Linked DNA regions of Homo sapiens: region 1 is linked to region 2. The links are chromatin contacts, found by Hi-C or POLR2A ChIA-PET in ENCODE. All regions are on one chromosome and are shown on one strand. The core of a region is the stretch at or near the end of the contact, and the rest is flanking DNA. Distances in the headings are between cores, read along the strand shown. Region 1 overlaps PEX26 (peroxisomal biogenesis factor 26). Region 2 overlaps MICAL3 (microtubule associated monooxygenase, calponin and LIM domain containing 3).

The links. Hi-C counts contacts between places; a loop is a spot of excess contacts on that map. ChIA-PET counts read pairs that join two places held with the same protein, here RNA polymerase II (POLR2A). Pooled maps may share reads with other maps.
Region 1: a pooled map shows a loop between it and region 2 (2.9-fold over the local background). The contact joins two enhancer-like sites. A Hi-C loop is called at or near these places in 8 of 37 single-sample maps with no recorded cell type and 4 of 50 pooled maps. POLR2A ChIA-PET finds 5 or more read pairs at or near these places in 3 of 52 experiments (CD4-positive, alpha-beta memory T cell, HEK293 and activated CD8-positive, alpha-beta memory T cell).

What each region holds. Positions count from the first base shown.
Region 1 is chr22:18,087,871-18,094,600 of GRCh38, reverse strand. PEX26 (peroxisomal biogenesis factor 26) reads right to left here. Exons shown (of 5, transcript NM_001127649.3): 5 at 1-6,629. The coding sequence ends at 6,526. Among named protein-coding and RNA genes, the nearest start is that of PEX26, 13 kb to the right of the region's middle. RefSeq lists enhancers at 2,619-2,828, 2,849-2,908. Within about 2 kb of position 2,185, at least 29 of the 41 ENCODE cell types and tissues checked have a DNase peak (open chromatin) inside an H3K27ac peak, as active enhancers do.
Region 2 is chr22:18,000,486-18,007,176 of GRCh38, reverse strand. All of the region lies in intron 1 of MICAL3 (microtubule associated monooxygenase, calponin and LIM domain containing 3), which reads left to right. Among named protein-coding and RNA genes, the nearest start is that of MICAL3, 21 kb to the left of the region's middle. RefSeq lists an enhancer at 4,990-5,686 and silencers at 5,622-6,001, 6,012-6,201, 6,332-6,441. Within about 2 kb of position 5,441, at least 41 of the 41 ENCODE cell types and tissues checked have a DNase peak (open chromatin) inside an H3K27ac peak, as active enhancers do.

The sequences.
Region 1 (6,730 bases), core at 936-3,435, 91 kb before region 2:
CTGTAGGTTACATTCTGAGGACCATACAAATCGGTTTTCCACCTAAGAAACTTCTCCATGTAAATTATGTTGAGGTCGTCATTAAAGAAGCTTTTTTCTCTCCAGGTGCCGTGGCTCACGCCTGTAATCCCAGCACTGTGGGAGGCGGATCACGAGGTCAGGAGATCGAGACCATCCTGGCTAACACGGTGAAACCCAGTCTCTACTAAAAATACCAAAAAATTAGCCAGGCGTGGTGGCGGGCGCCTATAGTCCCAGCCACTCGGGAGGCTGAGGCAGGAGAATGGTGTGAACCCAGGAGGCGGAGCTTGCAGTGAGCTGAGATCACGCCACTGCATTCCAGCCTGGGTGACAGAGCGAGACTCCATCTCAAAAAAAAAAGGCTTTTTTCTGAAATGACACTCTTCTACAAAAGTGCTTTCATTTCTTCACCAAGTCTCTGCTATTATCTGACACCTGTCCGTCCCACCTTGGATAGTACAAAAGTGACAAGAGGATGCTAAAAGTTTTAAAGGGGCTGTTGGAAAATACGAGCTGGGAAACATGTAGAGCTAAATATGAGCTCAGGTCAATATTAAAATTGGAAGTAGGTCACAGAATCCCAACCCCACATATTTGGATCCAGCCCTTGGTGAGTGGGCCTTGGACTGTACTTCACAATCCCATCTTCACCTGCAGTTGTCCGGCCAACATGGCCCCTTCCCGCCTGCCCTTTCCTAACCACCTCCACTCTCTCTAGTGAAGACGCTGAGCTCGCAGCCATGCTGGTTGCACACTGCCATTTTCTACAGGTTCTCAAGTGCATGGGCTGCCAAGAGGGTTGGGTGTTTACATTTATTTTTAATAGAAATGGGGTCGTACCCGGGGCATCTCTTTTCTTCATACTGCAATGTTGCTAGATACACAATCAGACACCAGAGGGTTGGGCATTCTTGCAATACCTTAACAGTGCTGAAACCTGCAGCATGGTACTAAGGAAGTTAAAGTTAGAATGTAACCACTTTATTTAAAAGGTTTATTTTTGTTTTTTTTTTTTTTAAGACGGAGTCTTGCTCTGTCCCCCAGGCTGGAGTGCAGTGGCGCCATCTAGGCTCACTGCAAGCTCCGCCTCCTGGGTTCACGCCATTCTTCTGCCTCAGCCTCCCGAGTAGCTGGGGCTACAGGCACCCGCCACCACGCCCGGCTAATTTTTTGTATTTTTTTAGTAGAGATGGGATTTCACCGTGTTAGCCAGGATGGTCTCGATCTCCTGACCTCGTGATCCACCTGCCTCGGCTTCCCAAGGTGCTGGGATTACAGGCGTGAGCCACCGCGCCCGGCCAGGTTTTTTTCTTTAATTTAAATGAAATGGGGTTGAAGTGAACATGATCTTGTTGACCATGTTCGTGAATTATAGATGCAACATGCATTGGTAGAATCGTGTGATGGTCTTTTGTGATACTTAATTTTTACATATCCCAGTCTCTGTATGTATCTGCACAAAGAAAAAACAAACTCCTGCTTTGCTCTTATTGAAGGGTTCCCAGGACTGCGTGTCTGCTCCTGAGCTCTGTTTTAAGTATGTGTATCCTTTGCTTGTATTTTGTATTAAAAAAGTAAGAAAAAGAACCCTTTATTGTTGAGCATGTTGGCATTGTCCCGTTTATTTTTTTCTCTTTTTGGGACATATGAAGCAAGTTATTCTTTTTCTGTATCTTTTTTTCTTTTGTAAACTTTTTGTTTTTTTCTTGTTTAAAATTGGCTTTATAAAAGGGCTTTTATAACCCACCCCCCCCCCAAAAAAAAGAAATGGGGTCCCACTAGGTTGCCCAGGCTAGCTTTGAACTCCTAGGCTCAAGCAATCCTCCCACTCTGGCCTCCCAAAGTGCTGGGATTATAGGTGTGAGCCACCATGCCAAGTTAAAAAAAAAAAAAAAGTCTGTGAAGCAGGAGTTGCAGGAAAAAAAAGAATTAGTTAATTAATTAGGGGGAAAAAAGCTGAAAGAAAATCAACCGTATTAATAGTAATTATTTCTGAGTGGTGGGATCACGAGTCCTGTATTTCCTTCTATGCAATTAATATTTTCTAAAATATACATGCATTGCTTTAAGACAAGAAAAATACTTGCTGTTTTATCAAGAGGCCTAGAGGTGGCAAACAATGTCTGGATCCGTACACCACCGCTGGAGGAATGCAGAGGCGGGCGGGGGCGCGACAGGCTGCTAGGCACCGTGCCCACTGTCTGTCCTGTAGCTTCCTACCAGCCCGAAACACTGAGGTTTCCAGAGGCAGCGAGGCAAAAGGGCCAGACATTTTTCTGGTTAACACTCCATGTATTCAGTTTCCAAAGGTGCTAGGCCAGGGCGGTGAGGCCGACCTTGGCCAGGCCGTGGGTGGGTTGCTTGACTAGGCCAGAGAGTAAATCAGTAGAATTCCCACAGGCCCCATCTGTGGATGTGAGGCCAAAGTCCATCGGCCCCACGGCTTTTCCGTGCTGGGAGGGAGGAAAGCAGAGGACGGCACAGGGAGGCTGGGAGGGAGGAAGGAAAGCAGACGACGGCACAGGGAGGTGCCCTACTCGCGGTTCATGTCATCACTTTCGCTTTCTGACAGTTCCTTGGGCTGCTTTAAGTGGATAGCAGAGGCCACCTTCTAGATGTAGAAAGAAACTGAACGTCCAGAGTGTGAACTGGCCTGCTTGTATCTCCCCTCGGCGGCAGTGGTGGTTGCCAGCCTGGCTTGCGTTTGCCCAAAAGTAATAGTAAAGAGCTCTGACCACTGCTGCTCACCCTAAACTTGGGGCTGCTGTACTTGTAGGCTTTGGAAAGCATGGAGGGGTTTCCACATATTAAAAAGGAAAAGGGCACCAGGTCTGTGCTCTGTGACCCCATCACGCAACGGAATGACACACAGCTATGAAGAATGAGGCTGCTCCACATATGCTGGGACTGAGAAAGGTTTTTGTGTTTTGTTTCGTTTCTGAGACCAAGTTTCACTCTTTGTTGCCCAGGTGGGAGTGCAATGGCGCGATCTCAGCTCACTGCAACCCTTGCCTCCCGGGTTCAAGTGATTCTCCTGCCTCAGCCTCCTGAGTAGCTGGGATTACAGGTACCCACCACCATGCCCGGCTCATTTTTTTTTTGTATTTTTAGTAGAGATGGGGTTTCACCATGTTGGCCATGCTGATCTCGAACTCCTGACTTCAGGTGATTCACCCACCTTGGCCTCCCAAAGTGCTGGGATTACAGGCATGCGCCACCGCGCCCAGCCGAGAATTGTTTTTTTTCTTTTTAAACGTGGCACAGTGTGTGTAGTGTATGTGACTACTATCATTTGTGTAAGAGAAAGAAAAGTTTACTATCAGAGACTGTATCTGGAGGGATAAACAGACTGGCAAGGGTTGCCTCTGGGCAAGAAACTGGGGAATAGAGAGCGGGAGTAGAAAGACTGTATTAGCTGGGTGTGGCAGCACACACTGTAGGCCCAGCTACTCCAGAGGCTGAGGGGAAGACTTGCTCAAGCCCAGGAGTTCAGGTCCAGCCTGGGCAACACAGCAAGACTAAAAAAAAACAACTTTCTTTTCCAAGAATACCCTTTTTGTAACTTTTGAATTCCGTATTTTTTAATGGTCTATGGTCTACAAACACTCATGTGCAAACACATACACGCAGAATAGGGATCACCTGCACGAAGCTATGAACTATTTCCTCATCCCTTCTAGCCCCTTCCTAGAGGCGAACCCTCCGCCCCCACCCCCAGGCACTATCTGTCCTGCTTGCACCCACCTCCACCCAGGGCTGGCCAACAATAGCCTGTTTCCTCTCCATTCCACCCCTCTCCCCCACCCTCCCATCCCACCACAGAAGAGGATTACTGGTTCCTGCTTTCCTTAGCGCCCCTAAATTTAAAGGTATCTGTTCTATGTTGCATGCTTCAGAACCCTGTAGAAACAACCAGCAAATCCACTGTTGATACGCAATTACCCCTCTTGGATGCATCTGCAACAAGCACTCCCCAGCTTCGAAGGGGCAGCAAAGAAGTTCACAATTACAAGACCATGGGGTCACGACCACAGAAGCGATATGAAACAGGTCCCGGGACACAGGGAGGGGCAGAAAGAATTCTTTGAGTAAGCCTGGAAGGTGGAGGGGCTCACCAGGCCAAGAGCAGGTGCTAGGCCTTCAGTAGGAACAGTGCGAGCCAAGGCACAGAGGCCAAGGGGAGCGAGCTGTAGCTGTGATGGTGGGCAGCTGGAAGGCCGCACATATAATCAACAGGGGACCCACATCAAAGGGGAGATCTTAGCCAAAACCAGCACATAGGGGCCTTCAATTCCATGAAGAATTTAGATGTTATCCAGTGAGCCATGGGAAGCCATTGAAGCGTTTTATCTAGGGTAGTTAAGTGGGCCCAGATTTTCATTTTAAGAAATCATTCTATAGAAGGAATCTCAAACCTCACCTGACTGCTTTTCTCCCCCCAGGGTTCTAAGCTTTACTTAAAAGCCCATATAAAAAAGTATAGATTTGCTTCCTACAGACTTGAACCATGCCCTAAGGATTTAATTCTAAGGGGCCTGTGAAGTTTACCTACTTTACTCATTTTTCTAAAGAAAAGTTGGCCGGGCGCGATGGCTCACACCTGTAATCCCAGCACTTTGGGAGGCCTAGGTGGGTGGATCACAAGTTCAGGAGATCGAGACCATCCCGGCTAACACAGTGAAACCCAGACTCTACTAAAAATACAAAAATATTAGCCAGGCGAGGTGGTGGGCACCTGTAGTCCCAGCTACTCGGGAGGCTGAGGCAGGAGAATGGCATGAACCCGGGAGGCGGAGCTTGCAGTGAGCTGAGATCACGCCACTGCACTCCAGCCTGGGTGACAGAGACTCCATCTCAAAAACAAACAAACAAACAAACAAACAAAACAAAAGAAAACTTGTTGCCTTGCAACCCCCGAAAATGTACCAAGGAAAAGCTAGCAAGCACCTTCTCTATTTTGGGCATCAACACCAAGGACACAGTGCAGGGCAGCCTGCTTGGCCTCTGGGTAGAGAAAGGCCAGCCCCTGCAGAAAGCCCTTCTTCATCCTGACAGCACAGCAGTGCTCTACGCTTCCTTGCACAGAAACTCATAAGATGCTTGTGGCTGGTGAGAAAACAACACTGAAACATTTCAGCTCCTCAAATGCTAAGGCCTCGGTGCCACCTCCCTAAGGTTTTATTGTTCACTGCCTTCAAAACCCATGTCTCCCGTCTGCCCCGCCCCCCACATCCCTTCCAGCTCACCTGATTACTCAGTTCCATTTTCAGCTCAGCAGCCTCTGAGGCTGGCCTACTTTTCAAGGCCACACGAGCAGAAAAATTTGGGCATTACACAAACAACAGAACATAACTAGGACAATGGGACACAGAAAGGGAAGAACCTGAAATGGTGTGTACCAAGGAGGCAAGGATACAGGCAGAACCTGGTGAAACAGCCAAGGGACAAGTTTGCAGGGCGGGAGGGAAGGGCTGGCGGGGAAAGAGTGGGCAGAGGCACTGAGCGTAACAGAGCAAGACTTGGCCAGGACAACCTGGAAAATTGAGCTGAAGACCAAGAGGCACCAGGCAAGATCACTTTACCCAGCGATAAGAGCTGTAAGGCTCACTTGGTTTTCAGTAGTCAACCCGGTGGTTCTGAAAACCACACCCCAGCCTGAACAGTGAGAAGGCTCCTGCAGCTTCAAGCGCATGGCAAGACCATGGGAACAGCCTATTGATACAGAATTAGATCAGCTCTGGGGAGCACAGTGCAGGCAAGAAGAGGCCCTCTCAGATCTACTCTAGCTAATTAAGGTACTGTCCTGTGGGGCATGTTTTTTTGTTTGTTTTGAGAGAGTGCGGTAGCACAATCTCAGCTCACTGCAACTTTTGCCTCCCTGGCTCAAGTGATTCTCCTGCCTCAGCCTCCCAAGTAGCTAGGACTATAGGCGTGCACCACATCTAGCTAATTTTTGTATTTTTAGTAGAGATGGGGTTTCACCATGTTGGCCAGGCAGGTTTTGAACTCCTGGCCACAAGTGATCCACCCACCTCACCCTTCCAAAGTGCTGGGATTACAGGCGTGAGTCACCATGCCCAGCAAAGAAGTATGTTTCTCAAGAAGTGAAAGGCCAAGGGTCACTTCACCAGGCTTTTTCTGAACTTCCAGCTCCATTAACATCCTGACCTGAAGAACCAACCCCTTGCCTTCACCAAGAAGATGGAATGTTTCATGGACACAGTCCCTGTCCCCAAACCCCTCCTTTTCAAGGGGCCTCTGGTCATCCGGGGCACTGTTCTGGAGGTGCTGTGCCTGCTGGTCCTGCTTTGTTTCCACATCATCTACCGCGACCAGCCGAAGTAGGGTGCAAAGGAGAGGGCACCCAGGCAGCAAGACACAGTGCACTCCGCGAGATTAGGCTGGTCCCATTTCCCCAGGGGCGCCTGTGGATGTGTCGCTCTGTCGCTCTGCTTCTGTGGCCACGGACGTGAGGAGCAGAGAGGCTGTGGTGCGCAGGGACCCTCAGTCACGGATGCGGAGCTGGTAGAGGCGAGAAAATGCAGCCTTCCGGATCCAGCGGAAGAGCTGGGCCAGCTTGTAGAGGAAGTGCAGGGAGGAAGGGGAAGCTGCAGGGCAGAGGGAGACTACAGTGAACGTCCCACCCCTCTCACCTGTCACTCTGCCATCTCCCACCCTGGGAGACTCCACTACCAATTACACATAGTTG
Region 2 (6,691 bases), core at 4,192-6,691:
TACTTTTGAAATCAGAAAATTGGCCGGGCGCGGTGGCTCACGCCTGTAATCCTAGCACTTTGGGAGGCTGAGGAGGGCAGTTCACCTGAGGTCAGGAGTTCAAGACCAGCCTGGCCAACATGGTGAAACCCTGTCTTTACTAAAATACAAAAATTAGCCGGGCATGATGGCGGGTGCCTGTAATCTCAGCTACTCAGTTGGCTGAGACGAGAGAATCGCTTGAACCCAGAAGATGATGGTTGCTGTGAGCAGAGATTGCACCACTGCACTCCAGTCCGGGTGGCTGAGAGGGACTCCGTCTCAAAACAAAAAAAGAAATCAGAATTTTTTTGTGTGTGTGTGTGTGACAGAGTTTCGCTCTTGTTGCCCACGCTGGAGTGCAATGGCACAATCACGGCTCATCACAACCTCCACCTCCCAGGTTCAAGCGATTCTCCTGCCTCAGCCTCCCCAGTAGCTGGGATTATAGGCATACACCACCACGCCTGGCTAATTTTGTATTTTTAGTAGAGACGGGGTTTCTCCATGTTGGTCAGGCTGGTCTCAAACTCCTGACCTCAGGTGATCTGCCCTTCTCGACCTCCCAAACTGCTGAGATTAGAGGCATGAGCCACCGTCACCAGCCCAGAAAATATTTTTTAAATTGAAAATAAGATAGCATATTCCACAAATCTTCTACCGGCTCCATTGCGGATTGAATTAGATGATTCTCCCTATTGTTTACTAAGTGTCCAGTTATTTCTGGGCACTCTCCACCTCCGCAGGACACTGCCCATCTCCCCAACCCAGGGCCATTTCTCAACCTAGTGCTCCTTCTCCTACTAGGGGGGCAGACTTCCCAACGTGAGCACCTACATTTCGCCGTAGATGGGATCCACTTGCACTCTCTGAGGTTCTCAGGCAGATTCCTTCCTTACGGAAGGGGGTCTGATATTTAATCACCCCATGCACTAAGTACACACTTCATGTGCGGATCCATCAGGATAACCCCACACAAGCTGCCAGTTCTTTGCTTGTAGTGGGTGCCCAATAAATGTTTGAATGCATAAAGAAAGCACTCAGATAAGCAGAGACATTTTAGAGCTCTCTGGGGATGAGAAAAGAGAGAGCTATGGGAGTGAGAATTAACTTGATTGACTATGGCTGGACCTGGCAAAGAACAACTCAGAAGTATTGGCCTCACAATCACCTTGTTCAGGCTGCTTAATCAATATTAAAAGTTTGCTGCTCCCACACAATTTTGCTAGGCTCTCCAACCCTGTGAGGATGTCAACAGTTGAAAAAGAAGAAATAATGAGCCCAGCCTGTATTTGCAGGGGAGTGTTAAAACTGCCGGTGGAGCAGGATAGTTTGCTAAACAGCCAGTTGAGAACTTTCCCAAACTGGTCGGCAGCAGCATTGCACACAGAAGTCCCTTCTTCATTGACATGGGGCTAATTCTAGCCACCAGCACTCCAGCGGTACGGGGCAGTTTTGTGGCCTTTTGCTATTGAATCTGCCAGATGTGTCCAAGACACACTCTCATGGGCAGAATATAAACAACAAACCAGTATAAAGAAGTCCACAGTGATCTCACCCTTCATAGAAGTCTTCTTTGACTTGTTTTCTGGCCCCCTGTAAGCACTCCTTGTACCACACTCCCTAAACCCTGTGGCTTAGGTTTTGCTATTTTGTATTTGTTTCCTCCTTCTCTGGTTGTTACATGTAAAAAGGTTGTGTTCACGCAGGGGGCAGGAATTGCAATGGAAAGAATGCAGTGTGGAAAGCCAGGCTCAGTTACTTACCAGCCTTGCTACCTTAGCCAAACGGTCATGCTCTCTGAGCTGTAGTTTCCTTCCTCATCTGTGAATAGACTTCTACCAACTCTCCTCACATGACTGTTTTGAGACTGAAATGATATTATAGGTATAGAAATAAATGTAAACATAATATAAATGTATGAGGCCTGGCGTAGTGGCTCACGCCTGTAACCCCAGCACTTTAGGAAGTCGAGGCAGGTGGATCACCTGAGGTCAGGAGTTCGAGACCAGCCTGGCCAAGATAGCGAAACCCCCATCTCTACTAAAAATATAAAAATTAGCCAAGCGTGGTGGCACGAGCCTGTAATCTCAGCTACTTGGGAGGCTGAGGCATGAGAATCGCTTGAAATCAGGAGGCAGAGGTTGCAGTGAGCCGAGATTGCGCCACTGTACTCCAGCCTGGGTGACAGAGTGTGACTCTGCCTCAAAAAAAATAAAAAAAAACAAAATAAAAATAAAAATAAATAAGTAAATATATGAGATTATCTTTCATCTGGCATGCAGTAGATTCTTAAGAAACTCAAGACAGTATTGCGTTGTGGAGTTATGGTGGGGGCACTAGATGTCAGACCTCTGTGTGCACTCGGGCAGATCAGTTTCACTAAGCTCTTGTGTTTTCCTCAGGAAGGCAAAACGGTACTAAGGCGAATAATAAGGAACATCACAGAATTGATATGAGGGTGAAGTTAAATAATGCGGGCAAAGCACTTCCCAACAGTACCTAGCACATAGTGAGCACTTAATAAATGTAAGCTGTGGCTGCTGCTGCTGTGGCCATCAGGGAGATAGGGAAATATGTCAATAAGAAATGTATATTGGCCGGGCACGGCGGCTCATGCCTATAATCCCAGCACTTTGGGAGGCCGAGGCGGGTGGATCACCTGAGGTTGGGATTTCAAGACCAGCCTGACCAACATGGAGAAACCCCGTCCCTACTAAAAATACAAAATTAGCTGGGCGTGTTGGCGCATGCCTGTAATCCCAGCTACTCGGGAGGCTGAGGCAGGAGAATCGCTTGAACCCAGGAGGCGGAGTTTGTGGTGAGCCGAGATCATGCACTCCAGCCTGGGCAACAAGAACGAAACTCAGTCTCAAAAGAAAAAGAAAAAAAAAAAAAAGAAATGTATATTGGGGCAGAGAGCATGGACAGTTGGGTTATGGCAAGGCACAGAGTAGAAATGGAAGCTCTGTAAGCTAGCAGCTTCTGGCAATCAATCTGGAAGGCTTCATGGAGGGATGCACTTTCCAGAGCTCTTTGGATTATAGTTGGAAGATGAGTTATCTGGAGGTATTAGAAAGGCTATCCCAGGGGCCAGGCGCAGTGGCTCATGCCTGTAATCCCAGCACTCTGGGAGGCCGAGGCAGGCACATCACAGGGTCAGGAGATCGAGACCATCCTGGCCAACATGGCGAAACCCTGTCTCTACTAAAAATACAAAAATTAGCCAGGTGTGGTGGCAGGTATCTGTGGTCCCAGCTACTTGGGAGGCTGAGGCAGGAGAATCAGTTGAACCCGGGAGGCGGAGGTTGCAGTGAGCTGAGATGGCACCACCGCACTCCAGACTTGCAACACAGCGAGACTCCATCTTAAAAAAAAAAAAATAAAGAAAGGGTATCCCAGACTCCCTGCGTGATTGGAAGCTGGTTGAGTGGCAGTGGGGTGACCAGCTGTTGGGAGGTTGAAAAGTTCTGAACTAAAGAAGATGGAGCTGAAGCTTGGTAGCCAAATTGTAAGCCTAGCAGGCTGGTGTAAAGCTCTAAAACAGAGCAGACCCCAAGGAGTGGTTAGAAAGTCTGAAATTTGGCTTGTAGTGTGGATGAAAGCACAATTGGCCATGTGTGGTTGAATGGTTGTCACAGATTGAGTTAGGGACGAGCACTTTCGCAGCTCTAGGGAGGGGTGAGCAGTGGGGTTTGTTGCTGAAGGCAGGAATTGTGGACAGCTCATTGGGTGAATGAATTATTAATCGAAGTTTTGTCTGATTATGAGAAGGAAGGGAGAAGGAAGAGAAAGGGGTGCTTCCTGGAGAAGTAGAAATTATGAACTACTTGGAGGTGGAGGGCCCCACACATAAGAAGAATATTCTTCTCTAAGAGATGAGGGACCCAGAAAGAAGACAGGATTCATCTTTACCAAAGGTGGGGTTGATACTGTCGCTGAAAGTAGGTGTCAGAAAGTCTATCGACTTTCAACTAAAGTTCTTTTTTTTTTTTTTTTGAGATGGAGTCTTGCTCTGTTGCCCAGGCTGGAGTGCAGTGGTGCAATCTTGGCTCACTGAAAGCTCCGCCTCCCGAGTTCACACCATTATCCTGCCTCAGCCTCCTGAGTAGCTGGGACTACAGGCGCCCACCACCACGCCCAGCTAATTTTGTTTTTGTATCTTTAGTAGAGATGGGGTTTCACCGTGTTATCCAGGATGGTCTGGATCTCCTGACCTCGTGATCTGCCTGCCTTGGCCTCCCAAAGTGCTGGGATTATAGGCGTGAGCCACCGCGCCCAGCCTAAAGTTCTTTAAGATAGTGGATAATGCTCAAAGTTGAAGAATATTTGCAGGTATTGCTATTCCTGTGCAAAGGATGATAGGATCACACATGAAGTGTGTGAAGGCCATCAGACACCAAGTGCATTCCAGTATCCTCATTGGACCAGATGATGAAACTGAGGCCGAGGGTTGTACTTACCTGCTCAAGGTCATACAAGATATATTTGGTTCAATTCGCTCTATATTTTCGTTTTCTTTTTTTTAGACAGAGGCTCACTCTGTTGTCCAGGCTGGAGTGCAATGGCACGATCTGGGCTCAGTTCAACCTCCGCCTCCTGGGTTCAAGCGATTCTCCTGCCTCAGCCTCCTAAGTAGCTGAGATTACAGACGCGCGCCACCATGCCTGGCTATTTTTTGTATTTTTAGTAGAGACGGGGTTTCACCATGTTGGTAAGGCCGGCCTCGAGCTCCTGACCTTGTGATCTGCTCGCCTCGGCCTCCCTCCCAAAGTGCTGGGATTACAGGCGTGTGCCACCGCGCCCGCCCTCTGCTCTATATTTTCTCTTAGCGCCCTCCTCCAAAAATTTGAAATTCCCCCTAACCTCTTTGCTTCCCAACTAGAATGAAAATCCTAGTTTCATTTTGCGGCAACTAAGAGCAACAAACAAGTCTCCTTTATTATTATTTTTTCTTTCTTTAGATGGAGTCTCGCTCTGTTGCCCAGGCTGTAGTGCAGTGGCACCATCTCGGCTCACTGCAACTTCCGCCTCCCGGGTTCAAGTGATTCTCCTGCCTCAGCCTCCAGAGTAGCTGGGACTACAGGCCCGTGCAACCACGCCCGGCTAATTTTTGTATTTTCAGTAGAGTCAGGGTTTCATCATGTTGGCCCGGCTGGTCTTGAACTCTTGACCTCAAGTGATCCGCATGCCTCGGCTCCCCAAAGTGTTGGGATTACAGGCGTTAGCCACCGCGCCCGGCCAACAAGTCCCCTTTAAATACATCCTCTCTTCTCTCCGGGGGCAGGCTTTGATATGCCCACCGGGTTTCTCCATTGGCCACTTCATGTGGCTTCTCGCCCCTTCCAAGATTCCCAACCAATCAGTTCTTTCCCGTCTCCCGTTGGGCTTTGAGGAATGTACCATATGGATCCTGCAGGGGGACGGAGAGGACGAAGGGCGTGGCGACAGCTTATTTCTTTGCCTTTTGCACATATCCCGTGAGATTCTGGCAAGACTGAGCGTGCAAGTAGCAATGGAGTCCCTGAGGACGGGGGCCGCTTGCCAGTTTTCGAGGTGTACTGAGATATCTCGCCCCCGAGGCTGGGGTCCCGTGGTCCGGCCCGAGGGCCACAACCCCCGCCCTTCCATGTGCCCGCCCATCCCCCGGCTGCGCCGCTTCTCCGGCTGCTACCTACCGCGCCGGACGCTCGGGCTGCGGAACAGGGCGGCACTGGCCCGCCACAGCGACGCCGGCGCCGAGGGACACCGCAGTATGAGGCAGAGGTAAGAACGGGGCTTCGGGACTCCGACCCGCGCCAACCGTCCCCGGGGAGCCGCATCCTGCTCGCGCCCGAGCTCGGGGTCTCGGGCACCGGGCTGGTTCCGGCGGGCGGTTCTGGAGCGGGTGGCCCCGCGAGCGGACGCGCGCCGAGCCTCCCGCCCGGGCAGTGCCGAAGCCGGGAGCCGCCGCGGCGCGGGCGCCTCCTTCCGGCTGCGCTTATAACCCTGCGTCCGGCCGGCGGGGCGCGAGGAAGCCCCCGCCTCGCGTTCCCGTGTGGTCACCTCCCGCCGGAGGATGCGTGGCCAGGTGCGCCGGCTGGTCCTGAGTTCCGGGGCAGCAGGCGCGGGGAAGCGCGGGGAGGCTGCCCGCTTCAGGCGGGAGGCGGAGGGTGGGGGCTTAGCCCGGCTCTGGGTGCGGGGTCGGGGGGTGCTTTTTGGGGCGGGGGAGGTCTCTGTCTTTACCGGAGTCCGCAGGCTCCGGGCCGAGGCTCCGCCGGGTCCTGCCTCCGCGGCCTGGCCCTCGGGGCCTCCCCGTCCCGCTGCCCCGGCCTGGAGCTAGCGTGCGCCAAGCGTGGGCTCCTGCGACCCTGGCAGGTAGGTGGCCGAGAGGACCCCGGCGCGCCTTTCCGTTTGTGGGGGCGGTGGGCGCGGCCGGGCGATCGCAGCCGCCTTCGCCTCTAGTCTCAGTGATGCCCCTTCCCTGGCTGCCTTCCGAGGGGACCGCGCTTTTGGAGGTCTCCGGGGCACATGGGAAATTCCCAGCTAAGAAACCATCTTGAGGAGCCCTACACGGAACCGGGCTTGCCTGGCCTAGCAGAAAGCCAGCCGCAGCGAGACCCTCCGCCTGGCATGCGGCACTGGTGAGCCGCCACCCCGCTTGCTCAGTAGGTAGCCGGGACGAAGGGGTCTG